Regions from separate parts of the Homo sapiens genome. Here region 2 is linked to region 1. Evidence: chromatin contacts called from ENCODE Hi-C or POLR2A ChIA-PET data. All regions are on one chromosome and are shown on one strand. Each heading gives the region's core, a stretch centred on a gene start or an enhancer-like site at or near the end of the contact. The rest is flanking DNA. Distances are from core to core; before and after follow the strand shown. Region 1 holds the start of SCAF11 (SR-related CTD associated factor 11). Region 2 holds the start of CCNT1 (cyclin T1).

What was found. Hi-C counts contacts between places; a loop is a spot of excess contacts on that map. ChIA-PET counts read pairs that join two places held with the same protein, here RNA polymerase II (POLR2A). Pooled maps may share reads with other maps.
Region 2: a loop to region 1 is called in a map of B cell, with 9 times the contacts of the local background. The contact joins the promoter of CCNT1 here to the promoter of SCAF11 in region 1. A Hi-C loop is called at or near these places in 2 of 168 maps with a recorded cell type or tissue (B cell and naive thymus-derived CD4-positive, alpha-beta T cell) and 10 of 50 pooled maps. POLR2A ChIA-PET finds 5 or more read pairs at or near these places in 1 of 52 experiments (A673).

What each region holds. Positions count from the first base shown.
Region 1 is chr12:45,986,931-45,994,390 of GRCh38, reverse strand. It overlaps SCAF11 (SR-related CTD associated factor 11), which reads left to right and starts at 3,817. Exons shown (of 15, transcript NM_004719.3): 1 at 3,817-4,038. RefSeq lists enhancers at 2,704-2,903, 3,384-3,453, 3,464-3,663, 3,382-4,095, 3,904-4,113 and 1 more and silencers at 3,784-3,833, 4,174-4,273, 4,674-4,743.
Region 2 is chr12:48,712,207-48,719,666 of GRCh38, reverse strand. It overlaps CCNT1 (cyclin T1), which reads left to right and starts at 2,960. Exons shown (of 9, transcript NM_001240.4): 1 at 2,960-3,152; 2 at 5,143-5,224. The coding sequence starts at 2,992. RefSeq lists enhancers at 2,206-2,445, 1,845-2,845, 2,916-3,195.

The DNA of each region.
Region 1 (7,460 bases), core at 2,568-5,067:
ACAGGGTCTTAGTCTGTTGCCCAGCCTGGAGTGAGGTGGCATGATCATGGTTCACTGCAGCCTCAACCTCCTGGGCTCAAACGATTCTCCCACCTCAGCCTCCCAAGTAGATGGACTACAGGTGTGTGCCACCATGCCCAGCCACCACTGGTTTTTAAAAAAATTCCTGCAAACTATTTTTTCCTCACGTGGATATTGTATATTTGGTCATGTTTTCCTTACATGAATTTTAAAATTTACATCACCCCTTTTTGTTGAGACAGGGTCTCGCTCTGTCACCCAGGCTGGAGTGTGGTGGTGTGATCACAGCTCACTGCATCCCTGACCTCCCAGGCTCAAGCAATCCTTCCAGTGCACGCCACCACAGCTGGTCATTTTTTTAATTTTATTTTTAGTAGAAACTAGGTCTCACTATGTTGCTCAGACAGTATGTCCTTTGAATTCACACATTTTTATTGCCATAAAAATGCCAGAGATCATTAAAATAAAAATGTCCTCTTATAGAAACTAAAGACCAAAAAGTTAGGTGATTTATTCAAAACTGAAAAGGTGTTAAGTGACAGTATTAGAACCATGTTTTTCTTTTTTTTCTTTTTCTTTTTTTTTTTTTTTGAGATGGAGTCTTACTCTGTCACCCAGGCTGGAGTGCAGTAGCGCCATCTCGGCTCACTGCAACCTCCGCCTCCCAGGTTCAAGTGATTCTCCTGCCTCAGCCTCCTGAGTAGCTAGTAGCTGGGATTACAGGCACATGCCACCATGCGGGCTAATTTTTGTATTTTCAGTAGAGATGGGGTTTCACCATGTTGGCCAGTCTGGTCTCGAACTCCTGACCTTAAGTGATCCAACCACCTCAGCCTCCCAAAGTGCTGGAATTACAAGCATGAGCCACCATGCCTGGCCAGAACCATGTTTTTCAATCCAGTATATTTACAGCATGATTTCCTCCCTTAATTTGAACTTGATATTGTATTCTATTTATAAGTTAAATTAAAATAGCAGTTATTTCTGAAAAAGCTCCATCAAAATCAATACGTTGATTACCCATTTTTAAACGTGCCACTGTGGGTTTCTGTTGCTATGTGACAGGACTGATATTTTAAGTGCCTGGTAAAGTGCAACACACCAAGTGGACATTCAGTTTAAGGCTGTTTTATGATGCATATCATTTGTGCTTTTTACAGTTAAAATCAAATCTAAAATGTTGACAATGATGGTTCATATATCAACTTTACTCCTCCATTTTATAGCCCATCTTTTATTGATTTAGAACTCTGTACCTCTTTATTATATTGTAAATTTAAAAAATATGAAAACATCAGAGAGAATAATAAATCTTTACATCCAAACATAATAAGGAGGATGCTGCATATACAGAAATACACATGAACTTTTCTCTGGAAAGAATGGCCTATTACAAACCACCACTCTCTTCTATTTGCACATGAAGGTAGAAACCACAGTGGCATTAAGAGCATTTTTCCTTAAGACATGCTCACATGATATCTAGGAGGCCAACAGTAAGAACGTGAAAACTTAATTCTCTGCTAGGAAACAAATACATCAAAAGATCTGGTATTTTTAGTTTTGATGAAACTATACTGTTATTATCAATTTAAAATAGTTTTCTATTTGGCAGATTTTATCATTTGGGCTTAAATTTTGAGAAAAAACACTTTCCTAAAACAAAACTGAGATTTTTAAAAATATATTTAGATTTTAAATATATATAGATTTTTTAAAATATAAAACATACACAGAAGCATGTTGCACCAGGAGTCCATATCAGGAGTTACACTCTCTAGAGTGAATCCTAGAGATTGTATACATAAAAAAGCTACACCCTTATTCTGTTGGATGGCTCATAAATGTTGATCTGGTTATAGCTTTCCACACTAATTTTCACTATTTCTCTTAACAATCATCCTTTATAATCATTCTTTATATCCAAATAGTATATATCCTTTACTATTTGCTCTGATTTTGACAGGGAAAGGTCCTTCATAAGAATTTTGTTGTTCCATCAGAAGAAAGCATTTTAACGCCTCTAGCTCATTTTCCCCTCAAATATCCCAAATACAGTAAAGCCACCTAAATTCCCAAACCCCATATCAAAAACAGTACACTGAAAAACTCCAAAGACTTTGACAGCGACAAGACCGCCATTCATGTGTTCCTTCAGCAAGTGCCAGACGCTGTTATGAAAGTGATAAGACACTGTCCCAATCCTCACAGTGTGAGACAGTGAGCAGACTCAACAGAATGCATAGGATGAAAGTGCCAGAAAAGCGACGTCCTCAGGGCGGGAGCAGGGGACGCCGCAACGTAGTCTGCGAGAATGCAGGAAGGCGGCAGTGAAGCGGTCGGTCGGCGGGGCCGCGGCAAAGTGGGGAGGAAACTCATCCCGGGCAGGCGTCAGGGTGGCTGGAGAGCGCAGCACGCGCGAACAGAACGGGGGCAGGCGACAGGAAAACGTGTGAGCGCGCGGCTGAAAGCGACTGGGACCTGGGTGAGCCGCGCGCGGGGAGCAGAGCTTAGTCCTGCGGGAGCCGCAAGCAGGACAAGGGCGTGGGTGGGAGGACTGGAAGGTCAGCTGGTAGATGGGGGACACTGAGGGCAGGCAGAGCAACCGGAAGCTTGCTGCAGTCGACGAGAAGAGAAACTAGGAGGTTAAATAATCAGTGACTTTGAAAAAGTCAAAATACCTCCGAGGTAAAACAAAACATTTAACAACCCGCCGGGGGAAAAAGTGGAGGATGGCACACACGTCACTATCTAACCACAACGCGGAGGCCTTTTAAGTAAATAATGATAAAGTTTTTGTTGTTGTTTGAGACAGGGTCTCGCTCTGTCGCCCAGGCTGGAGTGCAGTGGAACGATCTCGGCTCACTGCAACCTCCGCCTCCCGGGTTCAAGCGATTCTCCCACCTCATCTTCCCGAGGAGCTGGGACCGCAGGTGCGCGCCACCACGGCCGGTTAATTTTATTTTTTGTAGAAACGAGATCTTAATACGTCGCTCAAGCTGGTCTCGAACTGCTGAGCTCAAGCGATCCGCCAGCCTCGGCCTCCCAAAGCGCTGGGATTACCGGCGTGAGCCACCGCGCACCTGGCCCAAATTTAATTTTGTGATGTGGGGTTAAGACATGGGAAAGCCCCTAGGCTCGGGGAGTCAGGCGGGAAAGCTCTCCCCCTGGCATCTAAAAAAATGCCCACCAGAAAGGAGGAAAGGTGGGCTTCCAAATTGCCGACTCTTCACTCCACAGGCTGCATTTCAGGTGGGCAGCGCAGCCAGGTGAACACTCAATCCACCGCAAACATGCGGACACTCTTTTCAATATCAGATTACCATAAAGATAAGGAGCACACCCTGCGCAAAATCCTTCCTGTCCAGTTCCCTTAAAGCCTCTTTCATTGTCCTCCGCGACGCAGCCTGTAAAACTGCCAAAGGAGGGCAGAGGCCAAAGTCCACGCGCTGCGCATGCGCACCATCCGCAGTGTGGGCGAAGGGCGGTGCTGGAAGGACGTTTCCCAGAAGGCCCCTCCAGCGCAGCTGCCCTTCCTCCCGCTCACAGGCCGCGTGACGTGACTCCACCCACCACGCTTCTCGGTCTCAAACAGCAGTTTGCCAGCGCCCCCCTGCGGCCCAACTGGGTACTACGAACATGCACTCAGGGCCAGAGCGAGCGAGTAAGCAGAATGTGGCGAGTCCGGCTGCCGCCGTCGTCACCTTAGCGCGCCGACAGCGAGGGAAGGGAGGAGGAGGGAGACGCGCAGGGAGGGGAGGGGAGGGAGGAGGCTAGACAAGGCGGGGGAAGGGGGAGTAGCGGTGGCTTAAGCCGCGCGGAGCAGCGCAACCTGGGTCGCTCCCTGCTTCGCCGCCGCCTCCGGACCGAGCCAGCGGAGTCAGTGTCCTAGAGACCCTGTAACACCACAAAGCGGACGAAGGAGTCCATGTTGGGGAACTTGGCAGCGGAGTGACTGGGACCTGGGAACCTACTGTGGGGCCGCGGCCGGACCGAGCGCCTCGACCTCGGTCTGAGGTAAACACTGGTCGACCCGCGGGGTGGATGGGCTTGGGCAGCTGTCTGGGAGAGACGAGGGTTAGCGGCCGGCGCAGAGCGCTGGAGCGGGCCTAGGGCGACGCGAGGGCTGACAAAGTTTCGGAATCTCGCGCGGCCCGTGCGACGTCGTGCGCTGGGAGGAAAGTTGGAGCTACCTCTCGAAGTGGGGGAGGCTGCGGCCGGGAGGGCCCCTTTCCCTCTCGCTGCCCCGCGAGGGAGGCTCGGCCCGGCCCTGGGCCGCCGCCGCCTCTCTGTCGCACTCTGTCCCATTTCCTCCTTGTGGCCTACGCGTCTCCCGCCGCCTTAGCTGGCGAAGCCTGTCCCCGTCCGGGTGCAGGGTCCTACGGGGGGGGGGGAAGGGGCTCCACGCCAGAACCGCCACAGACACCCTCCTCCCTGCAGTGGAAACGTGTCCTGCTGAGCTTCCGGGCGCTCCCGACCGCGGTGTCGGCTTTTCTTGGGAGACTTTGGTCGCGAGCGTCCAAGCCCGCTAGTGAAACCAAACTTTACTACGCCGTGACCTCTCGAGTGCGCGAATGGGGAAGAGCCGGCGCTTCTAAGCATCAGCCTTTTTCACTCCTTGATCTGAACTTCAAACTACTCATCCACCCCCAGTGTTTTAAATTCGCTACCTGGGCTGACAACTACGGGGCCGGGAGATATAAATTTAGCCTAATCAGTCGCCCCTTCTGAGACCTAGGAATTTTGAACCATTAAAAAGATTTCCTACAGATGGCTGGCGGTCTTGCCACCAACACGTATTTTGAAGTATTGTTTCAAAAGTAGACGCCTGATTTAGAGTACTTGATTTAGACATTCACGGATTCAAATGTTGAATTTTGAAATACTTCCAATATATTTCCGTATTGTATTACATACAGTGTCTACCAGCTGACTGTTGTTCATTCATTTTGGATTACATTTTGGCTAACATGCTACCACTGACCTAAGATACTTAAGCAAAACTGCTGAAAAATGTTTTTAATGCTTTGTGTAGTAGATGCTGATGTTAAATTTTTTTCTCCGATTTGGGAATTTTCCCCGAATTTTGGGAAAAGCATATTAATAAATGCATTATTTTTTCGTTTTAAAAGAAAAATTAATTTCTACATATCACCACCTACCTCAGCAGCAGAATATCAGGGCAGTACATTTTAAAATAACGGTTGGTTTTTGTATTTTATTAGTAATTGTATTAAAATTTTGACATGTAATCAAGTCTGTTTCTAAACAATTGCTTTCTCTTTCCTGTTTCTTTGGCAGTTGGCTTGATCATGTCACTATTTTGGTTAAAAGATGCAAGAAAAAGTTCATGGGCCTTTTGTTTTTGTTGTTTTAACTAAGCAAGAGAAATGAAATCTTGAAACTGTCTTTGGATTTCTTTTGTTTTATATTATCCTATCGGATAATCTGAATTTATATTTTTTATGCAATGTGAGTTTTTTAAAAACAGTTCTTAGGGTAGCTGCATTTTAGCTATAATATTTTTTGGTGCTTGCAGATATTTTAACAGTCATTCAGTTTTTCACATTCAGATAGTGAACTTTTTGCCTGAGAGTTTGAGTACATTTTAAGATTTCACTGGGGTAAAATTTGAATGTTTGCTTACTGTAAGTATACTCATGCTTTAAAGACATTCTTCAGTATAAAGGGGAAGAAAACTGTAGAAGAAAATTTAAAGTTTCTAAATATGTTGCCAGAAAACATGTCATGGAGAAAATTTTACGGATAATTTTTTAATTTTTTCTGTTAATACCTTCATGTGGTAATAGGGCTAGTGTGTTAAGATCGAAACTTTTCAGGAGTTACTTAGCTCTCTATCGTCCTTTGGCACCAACTAGAGCTTAGACAGTTTTCTGGAAAACCTGTGCTTTTATTCAGCAGAGATAGGATGAATCAGTGCAGTTACATGATACTGTTGATTCATCATCAGTAACATCTTTTAGTAATCAGAAAATACAGTACTATACTACCCATCAACTTAATACTGAACTTTTAAAGTATATCAGAGATAGTTGTAGCACCTTAATTAAAGAGAGTAGCAGGCATAAAAGTAATAAAAAGAAAGTCAACTGTAGAATAATTTTCATTGTAACTTCCCTTTAGCAAGCCCTGCTATCACCTGCTTTTGTCTTTTAAGATGTAAATTGTACCTTGACTTACCTTGCCCAGTGAAATAAACTTAAAATCCAGATTTTTAATTATACTCTGTCCCCCAAAATAAGTTAATAACCTTGCACCTTGTCTTGCTTCTGAGCAGTAATAACTGTTAGTAGTGCTGAGTAGAGCCCAGAGTTAAAATATCCAGTATCATTCTCTTGCTATTCCCAAAACTCATCTTTGCATTGTATTTTTTTAAGTTGTGTCTATGAACTTAATGTATGAAATCCTAGTACATAGACACATAAAAATTCAATACATAACGTAAAAACACAACCACTATTTTGCTTTCAAAAATATCTTCCTAAAAAGTCACTGTGACCTTTGCTGATCTACAGTCTTTAACACTCCATAGCCAGAGTGATCCTGATAAAATGTCAGGTCATGTAACTTCTTTTCTCAAATGGCTTCCCTTCTCAGTCATAGTAAATTCCATACTCCTATGGTCTACAAGGCTCTATGATTTAAGTCTCTTCTTCCTCTCTGACTTCATCTCCTCACCCTTTCTCCAATCTCCTTTCCCCTACGCTGTTGTGGTCTTCTCTAACTACTGTGTATAAAACAACAGCCTTCCCCCGATATTTTGTATCTGTTTTTATGCTAGATTTTTCTCCATTGCATTTATCATTTTGCAACATATTGTGTAATCTAACTTAGGTTTATTGTTTATTTTCTTCACTGTGATTTATCTTCTGTGAGATCAGCATTTGTCAGTATTTGTCACCTAAACACCTGAACAATGCCTTCAGTGTAAGTTAATGAATTAACCTGCTTTCAGCTGTAAACGTTACAAATAGTGATTGTGGTTTGAAACTTTAGACTAAGCAAGTCTCAGTCTGTAGCATAAACTGCCAAGTTACTTATATCCATGCATGTGGGCCATGTTCATTTCAGGGGTCCTTGTTTTTTGTTGTTGTTTGTTTTGTTTTTGCTTTCAGATAGCATCTCGCTGTCTCCCAGGCTGGAGCGCAGTGGTGTGATCACAGCTCTCACTTTGGTGCCCAGGCTGGTCTCAAATTCCTGGGCTAAGTAATCATCCCGCCTTGGCCTCCCAAAGTGCTGGGATTACAGGAATGAACCACCACACCCAGCCTAAGGGGTCTGTGTTTTTAGAGGAGTATAACAGTATGTGACCTTGAAACTATCATTTGTCTTAATATAGAAGGAGCTAAGAATGCCTCAGCTAAGAGTAGAGCAGTGCATTAGCCTGATTTCATGCTGCTGACATACCTGAGACTGGG
Region 2 (7,460 bases), core at 1,711-4,210, 2.7 Mb before region 1:
GGCATGGTTGTATTTACCCAATGCCTGTACCACCATTGTATCTATGAAGTAACTAACTTGCTTTTGATTTTACAGGCTCATAGGTGGAAGGAACTTGCTTGTCTCGGATGAGACTTTGGACTGTGGACTTCTGAGTTAATGCTGAAATGAGTTGAGACTTTGGGGGACTGTGGGGAAGGCATGACTGTATTTTGAAATGTGAGGACATGAGATTTGGGAGGGGCTGGGGGCGGAATGATATGGTTTGGCACTGTGTCCCTACCCAAATCTCATCTTGAATTGCAACTCCCACAATTTCCACATATGGTAGGAGGAACCCGGTGGGAGGTGATTGAATTATGGGGGTGGGTCTTTCCTGTGCTGTTCTCATGATAGTGAATGAGTCTCATGAGATCTGATGGTTTTAAAAAAATGGGAGTTTGCCTGCACAAGCTCTCTGTTTGCCTGCTGTCATCCATGTAAGATGTCACTTGCTCCTCCTTGCCTTCCGCCATGATTGTGAGGCTTCCCCAGCCACGTGGAACTGTGAGTTCTCCATTAAACTTCTTTCCTTTGTAAATTGCCCAGTCTTGGGTTTGTCTTTATCAGCAGCGTGAAAATGGACTAACACAGCTGTTCAAAAGATAACATACATGACTACATAACTGAAAAAGTGCTTATTCTACTAAAAAATCTATTTTGTAAGTGCTTATTCTCTTAATAGTAAAGAGTCTGTGAGGGAAGAAATTTGAAATCCCAAGTTCTTTTACTTTATAACTAGAAGTAAGTCATTTAAATCTTCCTGAACCTCAATTTCTCCAGGGTAAAATGGAGCTAATACTAACTACAGGCAGTATATGGCAGAGGTGACCTGAATGGAAAGAAATACTTCTGAGAATGAATGACAATCAAGCATAGTAAGATCACCCATGCCTAGAAATGACAAAACCCAAAATATTATCAAAGCAAGATGAAGGATTCTAATATTATCCAAATCTATCTAAAATTACCCATATTTAATCAAGGTAAACTGAATATGGTTCCAGAAAAGCAGGAATACAGCTTGCGTGAATGGAAAGATCAATGGAATTAGATTTAAGATCTACACTTATTAGTGGTGTAGTGAGGGCAAACTCCCAAAGCCTCAGTTTCTGTATTGTGGGTGTTTTGCACATTTATCTGACAAAGATTTATGGACTATTTACTAGGGCCAGGGCTTTACTAGGTAAGTGCCATACAAAAATGAAGGCATTGCTCTTGCCTTCAATTTCAATACAATGTAACAAATATTATAACAATAAGGGCTACTGAATATTTTCTAAGTACTAGGTACTATTATAAATACTTTTTACTCATTAAATCTTTACTCCCTTTCACTATCTAAAACATAGGTATTATCACAGAAAAGAGGCATAGAGAAGTTAACTATCTTGCCCAGCACCAAACAGTTATCAGAGGCTGGAGCTGGGATGTATCTTTTTTTTTTTTTTTTTTTTTGAGAAGGAGTCTCGCAATGTTGCCCAGGCTGGAGTGCAGTGGCGCGATTTCGGCCCACTGCAACTTCTGCCTCCCGGGTTCAAATGATTCTCCTGCCTCAGCCTCCCGAGTAGCTGGGAGTACAGGCGTGCGCCACCACGCCTGGCTAATTTTTGTATTTTCAGTAGAGATGAGGTTTCACCATGTTGGCCAGGCTGGTCTCGAACTCCCGACTTCAGGTGATCCACCCGCCTTGGCCTCCCAAAGTGCTGGGATTATAGGCTTGAGCCACCGCGCCCGGCAAAGGAGCTGGGAAATATTTTGACAGAGGGCAAGAACTTGCTAATCTGTGCAAGTGAGGGGTAGTGGTGGAGGCTTTCCACACTCAAGGGGCAGTTTTAGTTCACCCATTCGCAAACGTACTTAAAAATTACCTCTTAGAGTTGTGCTGAATAAATGAAACAGTATATTTAAGTCAGTATTGTGCCTGGGACATGTAAGCTCTTAATTAATGTTATTAATTTCATTTTATTCCTTTAAGTTGGATCACTGGCGAACAACGTGAGAATGTTTTCATGCCTTTGGCTACACATTAAAGCGACCTCTCCAAATGGGTTGTCGCATTTTACATTGCTACCAACAATGTAACAGCCTTCTAGTTGCTTTATGCTCCGATATACGAAAGAGCCCCACCATTTGATTCTGTTTTTCAGTTTCTGACAGCCTCACCTACTTTCTCTTTCAAGTTCATCTGCCACATTTTTACTTATTTTATTTTTTTGAGACGGAGTCTCGCTTTCTCACCCAGGCTGGAGGCTGGGGTGCAGTGGCGTGATCTCGGCTCACTGCGATCTCCGCCTCCCGGGTTCAAGCGATTCTCCTGCCTCAGCTTCCCGAGTAGCTGGGACTACAGGCGCGCGACACCACGCCGGCTAATTTTGTATTTTTAGTAGAGACGGGGGTTTCACCATATTGGCCAGGCTGGTCTCGAACTCCTGACCTCGTGATCCGCCCGCTTCGGGCTCCCAAAGTGCTGGGATTACAGGCGTGAACCACCGCGCCCGGCCCATCTGCCCCATTTTACATCACCACTGCCGTCACAAACAAAGTTCTCGTAAGAACCGCCAAGCGGCGCGTGGGCGGCCGCCCCATCCCACTATAATTGCGGCCTCGCAGCCTGACCCGGGGCGCCAACGCTCAATCCGGTTCTCGCGGGAAGATACACGGTTTTTAAGAAAGAACTTCTAACCCCACTCCACCGCCCAACGGTCACGTGACGCGCCTGCGTCCTCGCCTCAAGGTTTTTTCTGGTCGCATATTGGCTGTTAACTCGGCTACGGGGTGTAGCGAGGTGCATTCCGGAAGTAGGTCCTTTGACTTTTGCTTCCTCTACGGAGGCAAGTAACAACCCGGCGGTCGACGCTTAGCGGAAGTTCGTCAAGTCGCAGTTGCCCCCGCACAGCGGATGTGGGTCGCCTCTTAGGTGACGCTGGGAAGTGCCTGCAGCCTTCGCCGCTGCCTTCTGGTTGAAGCACTATGGAGGGAGAGAGGAAGAACAACAACAAACGGTGGTATTTCACTCGAGAACAGCTGGAAAATAGCCCATCCCGTCGTTTTGGCGTGGACCCAGATAAAGAACTTTCTTATCGCCAGCAGGCGGCCAATCTGCTTCAGGACATGGGGCAGCGTCTTAACGTGTATCCTTGTGGCCTAGGCCTTCGGCCTTGGAGTTGGTCCCGCCATGCTCTGGCGTCCGGGTCTCAGGCTCTGTGGGGGGGACGAAAGTGGGGAAGAAGGTGGGCAGAAGCTGGATGTCTAGTTGGGAGAGCCCACGATGGGGCGGGCTGAAACTCAGTTAGCGCTAGGGAAGCGAGGCAGAGTTGATTTCCCGCTCGCTCACCCGTGCCGCCAGCCTTGCTGGGAATTCGTATCCTTCCCGGCTTTGTGTTTTAACCAGCCCTTCCAACTCTGTCTTCATTGTGTTCTGATCTGCTCTGGTGACGTTAAGATTCTCATTTTCCGCTGTGCCCTAGGGGTCTAGGTCTGGCAGAGGTTTCTCTGTTGACGGCTGCCTCCCAAACCTAGTGTGTAAATTTCGAGAAATTCAGTACCTGAAAGTGTTATAAAGGGTGGACTAGAATTAATGCCTCAGCCTTGGTCCAAAATCCATTCCTCATCTACTAGCTGTTTAAGTGACCTCTCAAATTTTTGGCCGTCTTGTCTATAAAATGGGATAATACCTCTTGTGTTTGATTCTGTGTCCAGCACAGTGCTTTGCATTCAGATGCTCAGTTAGTAGCTACTGTTTTATAGAATTTCAGAGGAAAGATGTTAGTTTACGTTTGTAGGGGATACCCACGAATCTAATGTTTTAAATAGTTTACAAAATACCGGGTCCTTAACTTACTTAGAGTGATGATATGTATTTCATTTTCAAAAATGAGGTAACGGCTGGATGCGGTGGCTCACGCCTGTAATCTCTGCACTTTGGGAGGCCGAGGCGGGTGGATCACCTGAGGTCAGGAGTTCGAGACCAGCCTGGCCAACATGATTAAACCCCTGTCTCTACTAAAAATACAAAAAATTACCCCGGCGTAGTGGCGGGCAGCTGTAATCCCAGCTAGTCAGGAGGCCGACGCAGGAAAATCGCTTGAACCCGGGAGGCGGAGGTTGCAGTTAGCCGAGATGGCGCCACTGCACTCCAGCTTGGGCAACAATAGTGAAACTCCGTCTCAGAAAAAAAAAATTAAAAAAAAAATGAGGTAACCTCTCCCACATATTTTTGTTTGTTAGGAAATACACTTATTTTATGGTGGAGAAAACTAGTATAGTTTTAAATTTCTTTCCACTCTGCGTGTGAAAATTTTCTTGGGTGCAGCTTCTATTTAAATGTGTGGCTGACAGTAATGTGTGTATCTTAAGGGTGTGTTCATCTCAAAATGGGTGTCTGTTTTATCGCCAGTTTGTTTCCTGCTGATGTCCAGGTTTGTTTCCTAAGCATCCTGTCAGTATGGAGTTAAATCTTTTTGTTCGAAATTCTATTTCAGTGCATCCTTAAAATGCTTTCCTTTTTGTATGTGTGTTGTCATTAAGGTTGTCAGCCAGGCGCGGTGGCTCGCGCCTGTAATACCAGCACTTTCGGAGGCCAAGGCAGGTCGATCAGTTGAGGCCAGGAGTTCAAGACCAGCCTGGCCAACATGGTGAAACCATGTCTCTACTAAAAATACAAAAAGTAGCCAGGTCTGTTGGTGGGCGCCTGTAATCTCAGCTACTGGGGAAGCTGAGGCAGGAGAATCGCTTGAATTTGGGAGGTAGAGGTTTCAGTGGGCCAAGATGGTGCCACCGCACTCCAGTGTGGGCGACAGAGTGTGAGCCACCGCGCCTGGCCGCCTTATATAGTTTTTAAAAAAATCTGTCTAGATTCATACATCCTGAGATGTTTGTTTATTCATTCAGTACATTTATATTAAATATTTGTTATGTGTAAGGCATTGTGCTAAGTGTCAGTTGGCGATTAATAATTTGGTGAAAGAAAACAGACATATTCTTTGATTTGGAGAGATAAGTATGATTTTCATTTAGTAGTATCTACTTGCTTGGCCATTTCATCCTTTTGGGAGGGAGATAGAGGTTATCTTTTCCAGAATTATACCTGCCTGTTTTTGGATCTTAACTTGAACACTTCAGCTCACAATTGACTATCAACACTGCTATAGTATACATGCATCGATTCTACATGATTCAGTCCTTCACACAGTTCCCTGGAAATGTAAGTATAATTTTTTTATATGATATAATCCTTTTGTGATTGATTCCACCTACCTATTCCATTTGTGGTTGGTCTTTGCTACTGAACTGTAACTTGAACTTTAGAATTTAGGGTTGATCACTTCCATTATGTGCTGTGTTGCTGTTCTGAATCCAGCTTTTCAGTTTTCCTGTTAAGTGTCTACTTGTCTAGTGGATTTAGTATATCCATGTCGATTCTCTAAAGAAGTAGATTAGGCCGGGTGCAGTGGCTCACAACTGTAATCCCAGCACTTTGAGAGACTGAGATGGGAGGATCACTTGAGCCCAGGAGTTCAAAACCAGCCTGGGCAACATAATGAGACCTCATTTCTACAAAATATCAAAAACAAAAACAAAAAGCAAGTAGCTGGGTGTTGTGGTATGCATCTGTGGTCTCAGCTACTCCAGCAGCTGGCAAGAGGATTGCTTGAACTCAGGGAGTTGAGGATGCAGTGAGCCAAGATTGAGTCGCTTCACTCCAGCCTGGGCATCAGAGTGAGACCCTGTCTTCAAAAAAAACCCCAAAAAACAGATTATCAGACATCTAAAGTCAACATTTTGGGGTTGGAGGAGTAACATTAAAGGGGAAATCATGTGGAATTTAGGTATAGCTTTCTTTTTCTTGCTGGGGTAGGGAGACAGGCAGGGTCTTGCCCTGTTGTCCATGGTGGAATGCAGTGATTTGATTATGGCTCATTGCAGCCTTAACCTTCTGGGCTCAAGCAGTCCTCCTGCCGTAGCCTCCCAAGTAACTGGGACCACAGGCTTGCCAACATATCTGGTAATTTTTAAAATTTTTTTTGTGAAGATGGGGTCTCCCTGTGTTGTCCAGCCTGGTCTCAAACTCCAGGGTTCAAGGGATCCTTCCGCCTCCGCCTTCTAAAATGTTGGGATTACAGTCATGAGCCGCCATTCCTGGCATTAATTTTGAAGTAGTTTATAAAATATGGTCACAGCAAAAGAAGTAAATGTAAGTTACTTAGATTTTCCAAAAGCCTTTGATAAAATTCCAGTCAGCAGTTGGAGGGGAAAGCACATTATGTAATAATAACTGGGAAAATGACTTTTAAGAACATGAAAAATAGGCTATGCATGGTGGCTCATTCTTATGTATAATCACAGCACCTTGGGAGGTTCAGGTGGGAGGACTGATTGAGCCCAGGAGTTGGAGACCAGCCTGGGCAACACGGTGAGACCCCGTTTCTACAAAAAAAAAAAAAAAGGTAAAAAAAATTTTACAAAGAACAGGAAGAATAAAATTATACTAATAAAGAAATTTTATTTTTTTGTACAGAATTATAAATAGTGATCTTTTCAGTGTAGCTATTTGAAATGGTCCTATTTAACATTATTATAAATGACTTGGAATTGAATGCATAGTGATATCCCAGTTCTAGGAAGGACTGTATTTACTTAATAAAACGCCAAGGTAATAGGGATAAACTTGATGAGTACTTCATATGGATTGATTTTTTTTTTTTTGAGATGGAGTTTCGCTCTTGTTGCCCAGGATGGAGTGCAATGGCACGATCTTGGCCCTTTGCAACCTCCGCCTCGCAGATTCAAGCAATCCTCTTTCCTCAGCCTCCCAAGTAGCTGGGATTACATGCATGTGCCACCACACCTGGCTAATTTTTGTATTTTTAGTAGAGACGAGGTTTCACCACGTTGGCCAGGCTGGTTTTGAACTCCTGACCTCAGGTGATCTGCCCGCCTCAGCCTCCCAAAGTGTTGGGATTACAGGTGTGAGCCACTGCACCGGCTGTATACTTCAAATGGATTTGTGAGTCAAGTATTTCCCTGCTTTTTTTTTTTTTTTTTTTTTTTATTTTTTTTTTTTTTTAAGGAAAAGATTATCCTGCTGGGCACGGTGGCTTAAGCCTATAATCCCACAACTTTAGGAGGCTGAGGCGGGCGGATCACCTGAGGTCGGGAGTTTGAGACCAACATGGAGAAACCCCATCTCTACTAATACAAAAATTAGCCAGGCGTGGAGTTTCATGCCTGTAATCCCAGCTACTCAGGAGGCTGAGGCAATCACTTGAACTGGGGAGGCCGAGGTTGTGGTGAGCCGAGATCGCTATTGCACTTCAGCCTAGGCAACAAGAGCGAAACTCCATCTCAAAAAGAAAAAGATTATGCTTTTGAGGATGCTTATTTCGTATCCTTAGAATGGTGGGTTTTCAGATTTATTATTACTTTTTTAATGCTGTAGA